Regions from separate parts of the Homo sapiens genome. Here region 1 is linked to region 2. Evidence: read pairs that join two places in POLR2A ChIA-PET (ENCODE). Cell type or tissue: K562. All regions are shown on one strand. Links, peaks and the distances in the headings refer to the core of each region. The heading gives the core; the rest is flanking DNA. Region 1 overlaps USP54 (ubiquitin specific peptidase 54). Region 2 overlaps ANXA7 (annexin A7).

Evidence for each region. Peaks named below come from ENCODE experiments on the same cell type or tissue, not always from the same donor. Only the 100,000 strongest peaks of a DNase experiment are listed, where the experiment ranks them.
Region 1: POLR2A ChIA-PET joins it to region 2 with 6 read pairs; 3 of 35 experiments call an interaction of 5 or more read pairs at or near these places.

What each region holds. Positions count from the first base shown.
Region 1 is chr10:73,513,181-73,522,910 of GRCh38, reverse strand. USP54 (ubiquitin specific peptidase 54) reads left to right here. Exons shown (of 24, transcript NM_001391956.1): 18 at 1,884-2,003; 19 at 2,919-3,114; 20 at 5,164-6,536. Among named protein-coding and RNA genes, the nearest start is that of PPP3CB, 22 kb to the right of the region's middle. In K562, for the core only: no CTCF peak of the experiment used is centred there; DNase peaks (open chromatin) are centred at 5,290 and 5,590.
Region 2 is chr10:73,381,667-73,391,396 of GRCh38, reverse strand. It overlaps ANXA7 (annexin A7), which reads left to right. Exons shown (of 13, transcript NM_001156.5): 6 at 2,983-3,085; 7 at 3,614-3,708; 8 at 7,707-7,820; 9 at 8,052-8,222. Among named protein-coding and RNA genes, the nearest start is that of ANXA7, 28 kb to the left of the region's middle. In K562, for the core only: no CTCF peak of the experiment used is centred there; no DNase peak of the experiment used is centred there.

The DNA.
Region 1 (9,730 bases), core at 3,151-7,150, 130 kb before region 2:
ACCCCACTTACAACAAATTGTGCTAAAGCAGTATGAAGGTCCCAGTTTGTAAGTGCAAGCTTTTAACTTTGCTGGCTGTTTTCTGTTGACCACTTTTCTCTTTTTATATACACTTAGAGAATCTTCTTGGGCCAAGTAATCCTGTTTGGGGGCAGCTTTTTTCCTTTAATACTACTCTCTTTTGATTCAAGGTAATTGTTGCCTTATATTTCCCAAGACATTGTATTAGTTTCCAAATTAGTTTTAAATTCCTAATACTTAGCTGTCTCTATATTTGGATAGTCTTTTTTCCCTTTTTGACCTCAAGCTGTATCACATTGGTGTCCCAGGTTTATTTTGCTTCTGAAAAAAGGGGTCTTGTCATTTCTCTCCTTTTTTTCTCTCTCTGCCAGTTGGGCAATAGATTAAAGTTAGGAGGAGATCCCACTGGCAATATTTCATTGTCAGTTCTCTATACACTGTGGTTCAGCATTTCCTGCATGAGCAAGGAATGGAATGCTAAGATTCTGAAGGATAAGAATTAAAATTTAGTACAGTGATTGATCAACTATAGCTTGTCTAGATCTCCATAGAGTAGAGAACTTAAAAAAAATGGCTCTACGCCCTACCTCTGATTATAAAGGTTGTATACATTTAGTTGATTACAAATATTATGAGAGAACTTCAGGTCTGGGGAGTAAGGGAAACCACACCTCTAGAGATAGAGTGGATCCTGAGTGCCAAGTTCTTCAGAACCAACCTGCTGTTTCCATTGTCTTCCCATTGCTCTCAAAAAGTCATGATGAATTAGGAAGTGAATGTTAGGGATGTGGAAGAGCCTTTCTTACCATGTCCTGCTGGAGGTAAGTGGAGGATGAGGGACATTATGGGAGAAGTGACTCAGACATTTTTTTTTCCCTGCAACCTTGTGAAGGCTCACTGGCAATCCCATTTGTAGGTGAAATTACATTACAGCTTGCTGCCAATGTATGATTATGAGTAAGTAGAGGGCAAGGGATACATAAACATGAGAGTTCTTTTACAAAAATTTTTCTGCCTGTACTTCCTAGCCTTTTCATCCGGTATTGTTTTTAGACTCTTCTGCACCTGCTTTGGCACACATTCACTTTGAGAGGAGGATGGAATATTCCCTGCTTGCTGTATGGGAAGGTGACTTCTTTGGGGGTAGTTTTGGTGAGGAATAGCATGATGAAAGTAAATACTTAGCAACGCTTATGACAAGTATGTATATGCAAACCAGGAATGAAGGCAGTTCAACTGCCCTGGCAGATACATTGGATTAGGAAGTGTAGACCATCTGTGACCAAGAAGTGCACTGATTTTCCAGTTTAGGGTGGTGCATAGAGGACTGTGAATTGGTGAAGTAAATAAGTGGTATGAATGGCTGTCCACAGAATAATGAAGCTACCTTTGCCATAACATAGCAGTGAACGTCTTAGTTGACATCTAGGGTGTTCTGACACTAGTTGGCAAGAATTGCACTGGGAAAGAGCAGTTCAATTCCGGGCATAAGAACCTAACCTTCTGCTATTACTTTGTTCTTTCCTTGAGGGACTTCCTCCGCTCGCACTGTCATATAAGTACCGCGCGCTAACCGATTGCACCACTGGAGCTCCTTCCTTGAGGGACTTCCTAAGGGTCTTGGTGTTAGAATATGTGGCCATTAATGGCATGCCTCTCTTTCATGGCCTTGGTAACATCTTGGTTAAGGCAAAATGGATGTCCTGCTTGTTTTCAGATAATTCTTAATAGGAATAGACAGTTGGAATAAGGGTAGACCAGTGGCTCAGCAGCAAGGATCTCTGTGTACTGAAGGGAAACAACAGTACACAGGAAAATTTGGAATGAATTGTAATGAAAATGAAAAGTGCTGGCCCTTTCAGGGAGGAGTGACGGCTTTGAGAGGTCCCTGCAAGAGGCAGAGTCAGTGTTTGAAGAGTCACTACATCTGGAACAGAAAGGAGACTGTGCTGCAGCTTTGGCTCTCTGTAATGAAGCTATCTGTAAGTAACTCTAACTGCTATGGCTGTGGCACTTTTGACTAACTTCACAATAGGTATTATTAGTGTTGTCACTCAGACAGGATAAAAACAGTTTTTGTGTCTCCTCACTCTTGCTCTCCCAAACTGAGTCGCGTTAGCTGTTTTTGCCCTTTGATTTCTAAGTGTACCTGGCACTGGCACTGTGGCCTATGGATATTTACCAGAATAACCTCAGCAAGGAATCCATAGATGATTTCTCCAGTCATGCCTACCTTCTTATTTCAGGATAAAGTTAGACCTCAGATGTGAAATTAGTCTGCTCTTTTGCTAGTCACTGGCTAGTGGGTTGGAGCTTATAGAAGGAAAACTGAATAAATTGGCTATGACTTCCCAGGCCTGTGACTTTTTAATTCAGTATTTGATTCTTTCTGATTCTCCCCTACCTTCATAGTATGCAGCACCATAAACTTACAGCAAGAGACTAAGGCTTAGAATTGGTATCAGCTTCTTGTATGTGACCCACAAGAAGCTGTGGTCTATAAAGACAGATGCAGGTTTGGATCTTATTTCTGCTGTTGGCCATTGGGAAGAGAGGGGTGAGAGTAGAGTGTGGAGACCAGAGTCAGACAGGTCAGATGCAAAGGACAAGAGTGGCAATCTCTAAGATGGAGGCACTGGTTTATCTTCTTGATTTATTTTAGTTTTGTTTTTTTAATTTGGATTAACCTGTTTGGCCTCCATGGCTTCCATCAATGTTCCTTATAGCCAGAGGCAGCTGTGTGCCCTGGACAGCATATGCATGGTCCATGCCTTGCGTTCCTGCTACATATTTTGAGTTTTACTGCATATCTTTGCTCATTTTTTTTCAATTTTATTCTTTTTATTTTTATTTGTGTTTTGTGTTCTGTTTCTGCTATATTTTCTTTTGCATTTTAGCTAAACTAAGACTTGCCCTGCATGGTGCCAGCTGTAGCACGCACAGCAGAGCCCTAGTCGATAAGAAGTTGCAAATCAGTATTCGAAAAGCACGGAGCCTGCAGGATCGCATGCAGCAGCAGCAATCACCACAGCAGCCGTCGCAGCCCTCAGCCTGCCTCCCAACACAGGCGGGGACTCTCTCTCAGCCAACAAGGTAGTGCTTGGGAACCATGTTAGTTTATGAATGCCAGGGGAAGAAATGACCATGAGTATTCTGTAGCAAGAGCTCTCATTGTCTTGGCGACTGAAGGGGAGAGAGGAGTCCTCTGAAAAGATTTTCTTCTTTCAGGTCAGACATACAGTGAAAAGCTCATTGTACTGCTGGTCCTTATCTTAATAATTCCTAGGATGCAAAAAGTACAGCATAATAAGACCATTTGTCCACATTTCCCATGGGTAACTTTAGCCCTGGACTTGTGTAATAACGCGATTATTATATTTGTATATATTATGTTCTTAGACATGGCAATCCAGGCTACATTTCATGTTGTAGTAGCTACCATGTGATTTATTTTGGGATTTCAGTGCTTCCTATCCTTATGGAAGCAGAGAAAGCAGTCTTTCTTGCTCTGATTGCACCATAGAGAAGAGACACAAAGATTCCCTTTGCTTTGCTTCTTTATGGTCAGGACTAGGAAAGAAGTTCCAGTAGTCATTGTTGTAGTTCTCACATCTTAGCCCTGGAATTTGGCTTTTACTTAGAATAGATGAATTTAAATAAACATTAATTTGGACCGTTAATAATTCTGAGTAGTTTTCAAAATATAAATTAGTAAAAGCAGTTAACATTTTTTTTTTTTTTTTTTTTTTGGAGACAGGATCTTGCTTTTTCACCCAGGCTGGAGTGCAGTGGCACGATCACAGCTTACTGCAGCCTCAACCTCCTGGGTTCAATGTTCAAAAGGCAAATGTTCAAAAATAGTTAACTGCTAGGCATGGTAGCTCACGCCTGTAATCCCAGAATTTTGGGAGGCCGAGGAGGGCAGATTATTTGAGTCAAGGAGTTTGAGACCAGCCTGGGCAACACGGTAAAACCCTGTCTCTACAAAAAACACAAAAAATTTAGCTGGGCATGGTGGTGCATACCTGTGGTCCCAGCTACTTAGGAGGCTTGGGTGGAAGAATCGGTTAGCCCGGCAGGTCAAGGCTGCAGTGAGCCGTGATGGCACTGCCACACTCCAGCCTGGGTGACAGAGCAAGACCTTGTCTCAAAAAAAAAAAAAAAAAAAAAATTGCAGGTCTATTTGATGCTAAAGCACATGTCCTTAACCATTATGTAATATTGCCTTGTATGATTGGGCTTCCCATATTAGTAAATCATATTCTCCATAATGTTATAAGGGTGACTGGGTGACTATATCCTCAAAAGTTGATAGTATATTTTCATTCAAATTTAGGGGCTTGTTTTGAATATAAGCAATTTAGATAGGTAAACCGTTTCCAGAAAACGTATACATCCTGATGTATGTGAGTGATCGAGGCTTTATTTAAGTCCTTGTAACATTAAGTTTTTAAAGTCAGAAATACAAAACAATTAGTGAGAAACCAACTAAATACAGTTAATCCCTACTCCTACTCCTAAATCTCAAGAGAGTCATATTGCTTTGGGGAAACATCTCAGTGACTAATAGAACAAAATCCAGATTATAAAAACATATTTGAAATGGTTAATTTCTGTGTATTCCCATGAGCCCAAATCACCCTGTATTTTGTAAATGTGGCCTCATAGTTCCTTTGGCCGGGCTGCCTCTCAGGACCCCAGGTAGGACTTGCCTCCCTGTATAGCATCCTGGATTTTTGCTGTTTGGTATGAGTGATTTTCAGGCTTTGCTTACCTTCCATGTCATCTGCATGTGAGACTAGCTGATTTTGTTTCCTAATTTGCAAGTAGAATGTGATTGGAATGCGACTTCACAGGTAGTGAAGAATATTGGCAAGGGCTCCACTTAATGTTACTGTGCAACTTTGGTGAGGGTGTTTAATAAAGAGGATTAACGTTACCTATTTACCTGAGTGTGAGCTGACCATGTGCCTTTTCTTTTGTGATCCTCTGAACTACTGACTCTACTTGTGCTTGTCTTTCTGTTTATTTTTACCATTCCCTGTGTGAATAGCTAGAAATGGGAATGGAATGTTGAGTTCTTTCTGTAAGTGTTCCTGTCAGTCAAGGCAGCTTATGACTAGCTCTCTCCATTTGTTTCAGTGAACAGCCTATCCCGCTCCAAGTATTGTTAAGCCAAGAGGCCCAACTGGAATCCGGCATGGATACAGAGTTTGGGGCCAGTTCTTTCTTCCATTCACCTGCTTCCTGCCATGAGTCACACTCATCACTATCTCCAGAGTCATCTGCCCCACAGCACAGCTCCCCCAGTAGATCTGCCTTGAAGCTTCTGACTTCGGTTGAAGTAGACAACATTGAACCCTCTGCATTCCACAGGCAAGGTTTACCTAAAGCACCAGGGTGGACTGAGAAGAATTCTCATCATAGTTGGGAGCCATTGGATGCCCCAGAGGGTAAGCTGCAAGGCTCTAGGTGTGACAACAGCAGTTGCAGCAAGCTCCCTCCACAAGAAGGAAGAGGCATTGCTCAAGAACAGCTGTTCCAAGAAAAGAAGGATCCTGCTAACCCCTCCCCGGTGATGCCTGGAATAGCCACCTCTGAGAGGGGTGATGAACACAGCCTAGGCTGTAGTCCTTCAAATTCATCAGCTCAGCCCAGCCTTCCCCTGTATAGAACCTGCCACCCCATAATGCCTGTTGCTTCTTCATTTGTGCTTCACTGTCCTGATCCTGTGCAGAAAACTAACCAATGCCTCCAAGGCCAAAGCCTCAAAACTTCATTGACTTTAAAAGTGGACAGAGGCAGTGAGGAGACCTATAGGCCAGAGTTTCCCAGCACAAAGGGGCTTGTCCGTTCTCTGGCTGAGCAGTTCCAGAGGATGCAGGGTGTCTCCATGAGGGATAGTACAGGTTTCAAGGATAGAAGTTTGTCAGGTAGTCTAAGGAAGAACTCTTCCCCTTCTGATTCTAAGCCTCCTTTCTCACAGGGTCAAGAGAAAGGCCACTGGCCATGGGCAAAGCAACAATCCTCTCTGGAGGGTGGGGATAGACCACTTTCCTGGGAAGAGTCCACTGAACATTCTTCTCTTGCCTTAAACTCTGGGCTGCCTAATGGTGAAACTTCTAGCGGAGGACAGCCCAGGTTGGCAGAGCCAGACATATACCAAGAGAAGCTGTCCCAAGTGAGAGATGTTAGGTCTAAGGATCTGGGCAGCAGTACTGACTTGGGGACTTCCTTGCCTTTGGATTCCTGGGTGAATATCACAAGGTTCTGTGATTCTCAGCTTAAGCATGGGGCACCTAGGCCAGGAATGAAGTCCTCCCCTCATGATTCCCATACGTGTGTAACCTATCCAGAGAGAAATCACATCCTTTTGCATCCACATTGGAACCAAGACACAGAGCAGGAGACCTCAGAATTGGAGTCTCTGTATCAGGCCAGTCTTCAGGCTTCTCAAGCTGGCTGTTCTGGATGGGGGCAGCAGGATACCGCCTGGCACCCACTTAGCCAAACAGGTAAGAATGCAACCAGGGGTTGGGGGGAGGGGGGAGGATCATATAAAAGCTGAAAGCAGGGAAAGATCAGAAGGGAGTGTTCTATACAGATACTATCCCCAGCTTAGTAGGAGGTAATAGAACTTTTGACTTTACTCAGAAAGCCTTCAGGACAAGACCTAGACATTTTTCTGGCTAGAGTGGAGGAAGGGGCAGAATTACCACTCATAGGCAACTTCCCTCCTTCTAAAGTAAGAGATTACTAAGTATTTGCCCATGGCTTCTCCAGTATGCTGTGCTAAAGAATGGTTCAGGGCCGGGCACGGTGGCTCACTCCTGTAATCCCAGCACTTTGGGAGGTCGAGGCGGGCAGATCACAAGGTCAGGAGATCGAGACCATCCTGGCCAACATAGTGAAACCCCTTCTCTACTAAAAATACAGAAAATTAGCCGGGCGTGGTGGTACTTGCCTGTAGTCCCAGCTACTCGGGAGGCTGAGGCAGGGAAATCACTTGAATTCGGGAGGCAGAGGTTACAGTGAGCTGAGATCGCACCACTGCACTCCAACCTGGGTAACAGAATGAGACTCCGTTTCAAAAAAAAAAAAAAAAAAAGAATGGTTCATAGGTGTTTGAGAGTGATTCAGCATGACAGCATGAAATGGAGGGAGGCTGAGAGGAAAATATATTCTTCTATGGCTTAGAATCCCAAGATTCAGCCTCCAGGTCTGCTTTGCAGTAGGATGTCCATATGCTCAGTGTGGACATTTCCAGATCATACTGAACCAGCAATATCAAGACCTTCCTGATCCCTTTAGGAAAAGTCAAGTTTGGTGTTCAAGGAATTTTTAATGTACTATATGCCTACAGGGTAGCCACTGACTGAGATAATACAGAGTGAAGAGTAGAGCCTGCACCTGAAGTGCACATCATAGTCAGTTCTGGAAATTGAAGACATGAAGAATGTTTGTAACTTACATTGATGCACTTAACTCCAAAGCCTGAACTATTTTCCTGATTCCAACATTAACTCTCAGTATAAATTTGGACAAGTCACTTAATATCCCAGGGCCAAGGTTTTACCTGTAAAATGAGAGAACTGGCTTTTTTTTTAAAAAAAGATATGTTCTAACTCTAAAATGGCATGTATGATTCTGTGAAATTGAACTTGGAGAACTTTTCCTTAGCTTGGCTGTGACAGTTTCTGTAATGGTGCAGGTTCCTTGCATGCTGACAACCAACATATAATTACAGTTGAGTAAGTGTTTATTGAGTACTTACTGTGTTCTCCAGAGCCTTTGAGGGGAATACCACATAAATATAAGATTTGATTTTTTATTCATTTTTTTTTTTTTCTGAGAAGAGTTGCACTCCTGTTGCCCAGGCTGGAGTGCAATGGCGTGATCTCAGCTCACTGCAACCTCCGCCTCCCGGGTTCAAGTGATTCTCCTGCCTCAGCCTCCCAAGTAGCTGAGATTACAGGCGTCCACCACCACACCTGGCTAACTCTTGTATTTTTAGTAGAGACAGGGTTTCACCACGTTGGCCAGGCTGGTCTTGAACTCCTGACCTCAGGTGATCCCCCCGCCTCAGCCTCCCAAAGTGCTGGGATTAAAGGTGTGAGCCACCGTGCCTGTCCTAAGACTTGATATTAAGATACATTTCTGAGGATCCGTATCCTAATGTAGATTTTACAATAACATTTACTAAGGTGGTCTTTGATAGGACTGGTTGATATGGGAAGAATCTAAAGAATAAGGGAAAGCTGGAGTCTGCCTCAGTGAGCTTTCTATCTAAGGAAGCAAGAATACACAAATAATTTTTTTTTTTTTTTGAGACAGAGTCTCGCTCTGTTGCCCAGGCTGGAGTGCAGTGACGTGATCTCAGCTCACTGCAACCTCTGCCTCCTGGGTTCAGGCCACTTCTCCTGCCTCAGCCTCCCGAGTAGCTGGGATTACAGGTGTGTGCCACCACGCCCAGCTAATTTTTATATTTTTAGTAGAGATGGGGTTCACCATGTTGGCCAGGCTCATCTCGAAGCCCTAACCTCAAGTGATCCACTCGCCTTGGCCTCCCAAAGTGCAGGGATTATACACGTGAGCCACCGTGCCAGGCCACAAGTAATTATTTTAAGAATAATAAGGCCAGGCATGGTGGCTCATGCCTGTAATCCCAGCACTTGGGAGGCGGAGGTGGGCGGATCATGAGGTCAGGAGATTGAGACCATCCTGGCTAACATGATGAAACCCCGTCTCTACTAAAAATACACACAAAAAAATTAGCTGGGCACGGTGGCCCACACCTGTGATCCCAGCATTTTGGGAGGCCGAGGCAGGTGGATCACCCAAGGTCAGGAGTTCAAGACCAGCCTGGCCAACATGGTGAGACCCTGTCTCTATTATAAATACAAAAAATTAGCTGGGCATGGTGGCGGGCACCTGTAATCCCAGCTATTTGGGGGGCTGATGGCAGGAGAATTGCTTGAACCCAGGAGGTGGAGGTTGCAGTGAACTGAGATTGTGCCACTGCATTCTAACCTGGGCGACAGACCAAGACTCTATCTCAAAACCAAAAACAAAAAAAAATTTGTATTACCCAAAATAGCAACATTTTTCATTGCAGGTAGTTTGAAAATACATAAAGTATCAAAAATCACTGATAATCTCACTCTTAATGTTTTCATAAGCTTACCTTTGGTTTTCATTTTTATACACATGTACTATATAGTTTTGTTTTTGCAAAAAGCAGTATCCTTTACACTATATGTATACAGTTTAGTATCATGACTTTCTCATGTTATATCTGTGAGCATTTGCTGTAAAAACTACCTTTAATGGTTATAAAGTGTTTCATATGAATGTACTGTAATTTATTTCTTCAACCATCCTACTATTGTTGAATATTTAGGTTACTTACAATTTTTTTTTTTTTTTTGAGGCAGTCTCGCTCTGTCATCCAGGCTGGAGTACAGTTGCACAACCTTGGCTCACTGCAACCTCCGCCTCCCGGGTTCAAGCAATTCTTCTGCCTCAGCCTCCCGAGTAGCTGGAACCATAGGCGTGTGCCACCAAGCCTGGCTAATTTTTTGTATTTTTAGTAGAGAAGGGGTTTCACCATGTTGGCCAGGCTGGTCTCGAACTCCTGGCCTCAAGTAATCCGCCTGCGTCAGCCTCCCAAAGTGCTGGGACTATAAAGTGAGAAGTGACTATAAGGTGA
Region 2 (9,730 bases), core at 2,212-6,211:
TCAAGCGATCCTCCTGCCTCAGCCTCCCAAAATGCTGGAGTTGCAGATGTGAGCCACTGTGCCCAGCTCTATGATAGTTTTTCAGCAAGAAGGTTGGAATCAAATGGGCATTAAAGAAGAATAGCAAAGGTTGGAACTTCTGGTAGCAGATTTTGCTGAGAACTCTCCCCTAGAATTTAACCTCAAGAACACAGATCCTGATTTCTCTCTTTTTTTTTTTTTTTTTAAGAGACAGAGTCTCACTCTGTTGCCAGGCTAGAGTGTGCAGTGGCGCGATCTGGGGTCACTGCAACCTCCGCCTCCCGGGTTCAAGTGATTCTCCTGCCTCAGCCTCCTGAGTAGCTGGGACTACAGGTGCGCACCACCACGCCCAGCATTTTTGTATTTGTAGTAGAGACAGGGTTTCACCATGTTGGCCAGGATGGTCTCAATCTCTTGACCTCGTGATCCACCTGCCTCGACCTCCCGAAGTGCTGGGATTACAGGCATGAGCCACTGTGCCCAGCCCAGATCCTGATTTCTTTGAATTCAGTTTAATGCCTGGAAGATGACAGTATTCTTGAAAATTTACTTCAAACTTAGACTTTCGGCAGAGAATACATCAAAAAAATTTTTCCCTACAGATGAAATATGAAATCAATATATATATATGTGTGTGTGTGTATATATATATTTTTATATATATATATATATATATATATATTTTACAAAAGAGAATCACAGAAAATGAGAATCATCAAATGGTACACAGTGAGGGTTAGTTTATCTATTCCAGTGTATTAGAAACAATGGCTTCTGTCCTATTTAGGATTTTAGTGACAGCGGTTACATCAAAGGAAACTTAGTTTCTTGAGACATGAAGGCTTATAAAATTTTTTTATACTCGACTATTTGCTACAAGTAGAATAATTTTGGCTTTCTATTAAAACCACTATAGGTATATTTGTTAGTTCTCTGCTTACAGCCCTAGCTTGGAAACTAGTAGAGGATGGATGCTAAGGCTTACTGGTAGAAGAAAATGTTGGAGTAAAAATATATATGAGTGGGAGGAGCTATTGACCCATAAAAGTGTTATCTTGAAAAGCTGCTGAAAGATGGGGCTTGTTCTCATCTCCTCAGTTGCTTTGCCCCCACAAATGCTGGTGTACTGCTGTATTCAATGTGTATAACTTTAAATACAGTTTCTGTTGTCTAAAAAGCATTGAATCATCTTTTATTTTGAAATGGTATTGATTGCATGTTTAAATGATAATACTTTGGAGGTATTGGATTAAATAAACTGTGTGTGTGTATATGTGTGTTTTCTGCAGTGAAAACACTTATTTTACAACAGTAATCTTTATTTTAGGTCAACATTCAAACATACAAGAAATGTGTTGTTACAATTAAAATTTTTTTAAAAAGTAGTGGAGCATCATCTTCATCCCATCCCTCTTAAGCCCTGACTTGAACACCCTAAGAAACTTCTTGAATTATTCTGGGCTGGCCGCACACCTGTAATTCCAGCACTTTGGGAGGCCAAGGCAGGGGGATCACTTGAGGCCAAGAATTCGATACCAGCCTGGGCAACATAGCAAGACCCCCGTCTCTACAAAAGTAAGAAATTAGCTGGGCATGGTGGCACATGGCTGTAGTGCTAGCTACTCAGGAGGCTGAGGCAGGAGGATTGCTTGGGCTCAGGAATTCAAGGTTACTGTGAGCTATGTTTGTGCCACTGCACTCCAGCCTGAACAACAGAGTGAGAGCCTATCTCTAAAAAATAAAAAATTGGGGGAAACTATTGAATTATTTCATAGCTTTGTATTTTAAATTGTTTTATCTTTTAATTTTGACATAATTTTAGACTTGCAAAATAGTACAAATAATTTGTATATACCCTTTACTCAGATTCTCCAAATGTTAACTTCCTACATAAACACAATGCAATGATCAAAATCAGGAAATAACATCGATATAGTACTGTTACCCAACCTACAGACCTTATTTCAGTTTCACCAGTTGTCTCAATGATGTCCTTTTTCTGGTTCAGGATCAAATCCAGAATGCAATGTTGTATTTATTGTCATGTCTCTTAAGTCTCCTTTAATCTGAAATAGTTCCTCAGTCTTTGTTGTTCATGCCCTTGATGCTTTTGAAGAACACTGTCAGTTATTTTATAAAATATTTCTTAATTTGGGTTTGTCTGATATTTTCTCATGGTTAAATCCAGGTCATGCCTTTTTGGCAAGAGTACCACAGAAATGATTTTGTGCCCCCAGTGCATCATATCAGGAGACACTTATTATTGACTTATTCCATTACTGGTGATAATTAATTTTGATCATTTAAGTTGGTGCCTGCAAGGTTTCTCTGCTATAATGTTATAGGTTATACAAATATCCTGTTTCTTTATACTTTTGCCACCTAATTTTAGCACCCACTGTTGATTCTTGCCTGAAACAGTTACTACCATAGTATTTGCTAAATGGCAATTTTTAATTTTCATATAGATTTATTTCATGTATAATAATCAGGGTCCATATAGGAAATTAAGAGAGATTACTAAAATTATATTGCTGGTTTGAAATCTCACTGGGCATTCATGTGCTACTTCACTAAAGCCATTTTATATTCTTCTGTTTTTAAATCAAACATTGTCGCTCATCTCACACCATTCAGGGATCAGTCTTCTTTTTTCTTCCTATTCTACCAAAAAGGAAACTATAGTAAGATTGTGACTTTAATTTCACAAGTTTGGCCATCTTGTCTCCTGGAAGTTTGGTGTCTGGCTATCTGTTGGCAGGAGAAAAATCTGTCCTGAAGGGGGATAGGTCTTTCCTGTCTGTTCCATAATGAGCTCTGGTAATAAAATGCTCATATCCTTGCCTTAAAACCCAAACATTGGCCTTCTTACTTAAGATTGATGTCTGGGGAAGTCTTTAAGTTTCCTCATTAGAAACTTACTGGAAATGCTGACACGGATTTTATGCCTTTTATTTTCAGCCTGCCACAGTGACTCAGGTCACTCAAGGAACTATCCGACCAGCTGCCAACTTCGATGCTATAAGAGATGCAGAAATTCTTCGTAAGGCAATGAAGGGTTTTGGTAAGGAAAACAAATTTTTGTCTTTTTTAATAAGTTAAAGTAATCAGTTCTAAAGTAAAAATAAACCTTATCTCATAAACCCAAGTTTATGTGTCAGCCTGGGTGCGCATACCTGGATTTAATCTGATGTCTAGTGCCTTGTAAGCATTCTAAGAGATGACCTCAGGCTGGGTGTGGTGGCTTACACCTGTAGTCCCAGCACTTTAGGAGGCCGAGGTGGGCAGATCACCTGAGTTCAAGACCAGCCTGGCCAACATGGCGAAACTCCATCTGTACTAAAAATAAAAAGTAAAATAGTTGGGCATGGTGATGCATGCCTGTAATCCCAGCTTCACGGGAAGCTGAGGCAGGAGAATTGCTTGAACCTGGGAGGTGGAGATTGCAGTCAGCCTAGATCACACCATTGCACTTGCACCCCCAGTCTGGGTGACAAACTCCGTCTCAAAAAAAAAAAAAAAAAAAAAAGATGACCTCAAGCAGCACCTAGCATGTACTTTGTCCTTACTTAAACATGTGTGGTTCTTCCAGGGACAGATGAGCAGGCAATTGTGGATGTGGTGGCCAACCGTTCCAATGATCAGAGGCAAAAAATTAAAGCAGCATTTAAGACCTCCTATGGCAAGGTATGTTTTTCTTTCCTGGAATGAGCACCAGCAGTGGCTGGTAGACTCTGCATTCATGTCAGATTGGATACTATATTTTGATTAGTACCTGTGGTGCAAAAGAGGGACAACTAGACTTTAGAGACCTCAAGGGTACTGTATTCCCTATTTCTGTTTTTTGTTTTGTTTTGTTTTGAGATGAAGTCTCGCACCAACATCCAGGCTGGAGTGCAATGGTGCGATCTCAGCTCACTGCCGTCTTTGCTTCCCGAGTTCAAGCAATTCTCCTGCCTCAGCCTCCTGAGTAGCTGGGACTACAGGTGCACAGCATCATGCCTGGCTAATTTTTGTATTTTTAGTAGAGACAGAGTTTCACCATGTTGGCCAGGCTGGTCTCTAACTCCTGACCTCAAGTGATCCGCCTGCCTCAGCCTCCCAAAGTGCTGGGATTACAGGCGTGAGCCACCATGCCTGGCCTATTTCTCTTAAAAGGCTTTTTCATTCTAGAGTAGTCCTTGATCTCATAATCATACCTTACCCCAGTCACATATGTGATAGACATTCAGTAGAAAGTAGATCACAACTACAATCATGATCAAGAGGATGGTTCTCAGTCTTCTGCCTGTTACAGTGGGATTCAAGGCTTATTACATAGCCCTTGTTTATTCTTGGTCCTGGGCATCGCCTTCTGCTTCTCTCCCTTTCTCTAAACGTGTCCTATGTTAAAATTATATGGACTGAGCGTGGTGGCTTACGCCTGTAATCCCAGCACTTTGGGAGGCCAAAGCAGGAGAATTTCTTGAGGCCAGGAGTTCAGGACCAGCCTGGGCAACATAGGGAGACTTCATTTCCAACAACGATGACAACAAATTATATTAGCTGGGCGTGGTGGCGTGTGTCCATAGTCCCAGCTGCTTGGGAGGCTGAGGTAGAAAGATTGCTTGAGCCCAGGAAGTCAGGCTGTTAGTGAGCTGTGATTGTGTTACTGCACTGTAGCCTAGGTGACAGAACAAGACGCTGTCTCAAAAAAAAATAATATGGAAATGCTTGCCATTCTCTGTACACGCCATGATCTTTTATGCTTCTGTGTTGTGTACATGCCATTCTCCTGGCCTTGAATACCTTTTCTTTTTTTCATGGCAAACTTCTTTAAGATTTGGCTTAAATATCAGCTACTCTGAAGTTTCTTTCATTAGTCTGGACAGAATTTAGCTGCTTCTTAATACTGTAGTCCCATAGCACTTTGTAAAACCTCTGTTATTACTAATCTCACGGCCCACCCCCAAAAACTGAGCTCCCATAGGACAAACCATGGTCATAGTCATCTTTGTATTACAGTACCAAGTATATAATGGCAAGTAGCCACTTAGTACTTGTTGAATGGATGATCAGTTTCTAAATCCAACAAGATTCTATGGCTAAAAAATGCCATTGTTCCTCAGATGTAATGGGAAAACATGGATAGCACTGCTTTGCTTTTTTTTTTTTTTTTTTTACTTTTTTTTGAGACAGAGTCTCAAAAGGCTGGAGTGCAGTGGCATGATCTCCGCTCACTGCAGCCTCCACTTTCCAGGCAAGAGCGATTTTCGTGCCTCAGCCTCTCGAGTAGCTGGAATTATAGGTGTCTGCCACCACACCCAGCTAATTTTTGTACTTTTAGTAGAGACGGGATTTTGCCATGTTAGCAAGTGTGGTCTCAAACTCTTGGCCTCATGTGATCTGCCTGCCTTGGCCTCCCAAAGTGCTGGGATTACAGGCATGAGCCACCACGCCTGACCTGCTTTGCCATTTAGATAGGAATCCTAAAAATATCCTAATGTTCTCTGCATCTAGTTTATATTTCTCAGAATGGGGTAGTGGTCCATTGATTGGTCCCACCTTGCTTATTCTATTTTGCCTTTCCCTGTCTGCCCAGCCCAGTGACTGATTATGCAACACAAACCCTAGATCTCCTTAAGCTTCAACATCAGACTCACTATTCTCACAAAGATATTTTCCATGTTATGAATTTTTTATCTAGTCTGCACAATGCTGTCTCAAGTTTTTTTATATATTGCTTTAGAATTAAAACTAACAATCTAATTTCCGTACCACTAGCCACCTCTTTTCTTAACTTCCTAATTAGTAAAACACTGTTTTTCTAGCCTGCTATAGTCATCTTTGAGTCCATGTTTTTCTTTTATCATAGGGAGTATTCTGTATGCTTTGTCCTAGCAGTTGGTTATTTACTAGTTTTTATTGATCTAATCTATAAAATGGCCCTTTAAAATGTTTCTTTTGTCTACTTTGTTCCTTCTCATTTCCATTGTTACCATTCAAGTCCAAGACTTTATTACCTCTTAACTAAATATTCCAGTAGCCTAAATGTTTTCATCTATAGCTTCTTTGTCACCATCATCCATTCTGAATATTGTTGCTACATCAGTGCCATTTTCTTGCATGAAAAGTTTCCAGTGGTTCCTCCCAGCAAACAGAATCAAGTCCATATTCTTTAGCTTGGCATTCAGTGTAATAATCCAAGATTTAGTTACAACTTTGTTTTAACTCATCTATTATGAAAACCTTCCTCTGTAGCAAAACCGGTTGTCTTATTGTTCCATTGAACAAGCTTTGCTCATTCTTGGCTCTATACGAGTAATTCTCAACCTTAACTGAACATCGTAATTTCCTTTAAAACTTAAAAATACACAGAATCTCTGAGTCTTAGTCCTGGACATCAATGTTTTTCTTTTTTTTTTTAAAGCTCCACAATGAATGTAATGAAGAGTCAAGGCTGGGAACCCCTTCTCTGTTCCTTGGTGGTGTTCCTTCTTACCTGAAATACCTTTCTCCTTCGTCTTTGCATGCTAATTTTTACATTTTTCTCTGAGCTCTCCAGCTGACTTTGAACTTTTTCTGTTTCAACTTTCTCTATTACTTATTTCTATGCTACTTACCCAGTGCTAGAGTACAGGTTACCTTACATTATTTTTTTTTTAGATGTGTATCTTTCCAAATAAGAACAATATCGGCTGGGCACAGTGGTTCATGTGTGTAATGCCAGCACTTCGGGAGGCCAAGGCGGGTGTATCACTTGGGGTCAGGCATTCAAGACCAGCCTGGCCAACATGTGAAACCCCATCTCTACTAAAAATACAAAAATTAGCCTGGCGTGGTGGGATGTGCCTGTAGTCCCAGCTACTCAGGGGGCTGAGGAAGGAGAAGCGCTTGAACCCAGGAGGCAGAGGTTGCAGTTAGCCGAGATCACACCACTGCATTCCAGCCTGGGCCACAGAGCGAGACTCTGTCTCAAAAAAAATAACAACAAAAAACAAATAAGAACAAGATGATAATGGTTTCTACTTCCTCATAGAACCAAGAACAGTTCCTTTTACTAAGTAAATATCTGTTTATCATTTTGTCAGTTTGAATAATTCTTTGTTTCATATATCCCTTGTTTTTGTACCTGGTAGAGTGGAATAAGATTTTATTAAATGTTTATTGATAGAATGAATAAAATAGATCTGCTTGAGTGTAATAAATGTGTAAGTGTAACAGACTTTAAATTTATTTACTTCTTTTTTATTTCTATTTATTTATTTTTTTTTTTGAGACGGAGTCTTGCTCTGTCGCCCAGGCTGGAGTGCAGTGGTGCGATCTCAGCTCACTGCAAGCTCTGCCTCCCAGGTTCACGCTGTTCTCTTGTGTCAGCCTCCCGAGGACCTGGGACTACAGGTGCCTGCCACCACTCCCGGTTAATTTTTTGTGTTTTTAGTAGAGACAGGGTTTCACCGTGTTAACCAGGATGGTCTTGATCTCCTGACCTCATGATCCTCCTGCCTTGACCTCCCAAAGTGCTGGGATTACAGGCATGAGCCACCGCGCCTGGCCTTTATTTACTTCTTAGTATATTAACATTCAGCTTTCAAATTTAGGTTTTTATAAAGCAATTCCATTTCTTTTTTTGTATTTTCCTTAAAAGATTTAAGTGACAAAATTTGGAGAACACATATACTTAGCTTGTATTTGTGATTAAATAGGATTTAATCAAAGATCTCAAATCAGAGTTAAGTGGAAATATGGAAGAACTGATCCTGGCCCTCTTCATGCCTCCTACGTATTACGATGCCTGGAGCTTACGGAAAGCAATGCAGGTACTACTATATGTCATTTATTATGAATATTTTGTCCTATTTCATATGTAAAACCGTACAAATTATGACAGTTCTGAATTTACAGTGGTAATTAAAGCAATTCTTTATTTCACATCATCCATCTGAATATATAGTTTTTAGTTCTACAGAACAAAGAAATATTTGACGAAGATTTAATTACTTGCAGAAATTTCATTTTTCTTTGTATAATCTTCCCTTCATTTCATGTAGGGAGCAGGAACTCAGGAACGTGTATTGATTGAGATTTTGTGCACAAGAACAAATCAGGAAATCCGAGAAATTGTCAGATGTTATCAGTCAGAATTTGGACGAGACCTTGAAAAGGACATTAGGTCAGATACATCAGGACATTTTGAACGTTTACTTGTGTCCATGTGCCAGGTGAGTATAGTATGAATGCTTGTGCGTTGATAGAGGGAACATACTTTAAAAGCCTTTTGCCAGTGAGCATTCTTTATTCCTTTTAATATTTAGCCACCTTGCAATATTGCCATCTTTAAGAGGGACAACACAGAAACCAGTGTACAGATTTCTTTGTAGTTACTATTGAGATTTATTCCTGTAAATCTGGCTTTTGTAAGGAATTAGAGATTTAACCTCTAAGGTTGTATGGAATCAGAAACCAATTCGAGGCTCTGTGGCTGGGATGGGGATGAAACTGTACATTTGAGCTTATCACTATCCTGCCCATTATGCCCCACCATCAAGTGAAGATGTGCAGGACTGCCATAGAGGTGCTACAGGAAGTGAGGACTATGTGAGGAGACCCAGAAATGCAGAAAAATGTTTTAGGGTTCCCAGTAATAACTGTGATTAGCACCTTCTTTATTTTGATTCCCCAGGTGTGCTGGAGAATTGACAGAAAATACTCCAAATAGGGTATTTGGAATGGCATTAGAAACACACTTAGGGCCAGACATTGTGCCTCACACCTGTAATTCCAGCACTTTTGGAGGCCAAGGCAGGAGGATTGCTTGAGGCCAGGAGTTTGAAGCCAGCTTGGGTACCATAGCAAGAAACCATCTCTATAAAAAATATTTTTAAAAATTAGCCGAACATGGTGGTATGTGCCTGTAGTGCCAGCTATTCAGGAAGTTCAGTGGGAGGATCACTTGAGCCCAGGAGATTGAGGCTGCAGTGAACTGTGATCGCACCACTGCATTCCAGCCTGGGCAATAGAGTGAGATCCTGTCCTTAAAAAAAAGAAAAGAAAAAAAGAAAAGAAGCACACTTAGATGATGAAGGTGTATTTGAAAGAGATTATGTAAATGACTAGCATGCTGATTCAATATCAAGAGTTATTGCCTATTGTGCTAGTGCACAAGATTGGACCATCTGGAGGGATCTAAAGGAGAGGAGGGGCTCTTAAGAGCCAAGGGAGGGGCTGGGTGTGGTGGTTCATGTCTGTAATCCCAGTACTTTGGGAGGCTGAGGCGGGTGGATCACCTGAGGTCAGGAGTTTGAGACCAGCCTGACCAACATGGTGAAACTCCATCTCTACTAAATACAAAAAATTAGCCAGGAGTGGTGGCACCTGTAATCCCAGCTACCTGGGAGGCTGAGGCAGCAGAATCGCTTGAACCCGGGAGGCAGAGGTTGCAGTGAGCTGAGATTGTGCCATTGCACTCCAGCCTGGGTAACAAGAGCAAAACTCCATCTAAAAAAAAAAAAAGGGAGGTAGCTGTGGAAAGGATAGTGGATATGGAAATGAGAAAGCAAAGTAAATGGGTTGAAGGAAATTGAATTTACCTAAATCAGAGTAACAGGAGGGCAGTAGGTTAGGATTTAAAAGAAACAAGAAGGAAAACAGACAATGCTAAAAAATGGCTATTAAGATTTTACATGAGGTGCTGAGTCTCTCTTTATGCAGAGTTCAAGGCCCAGCCCTA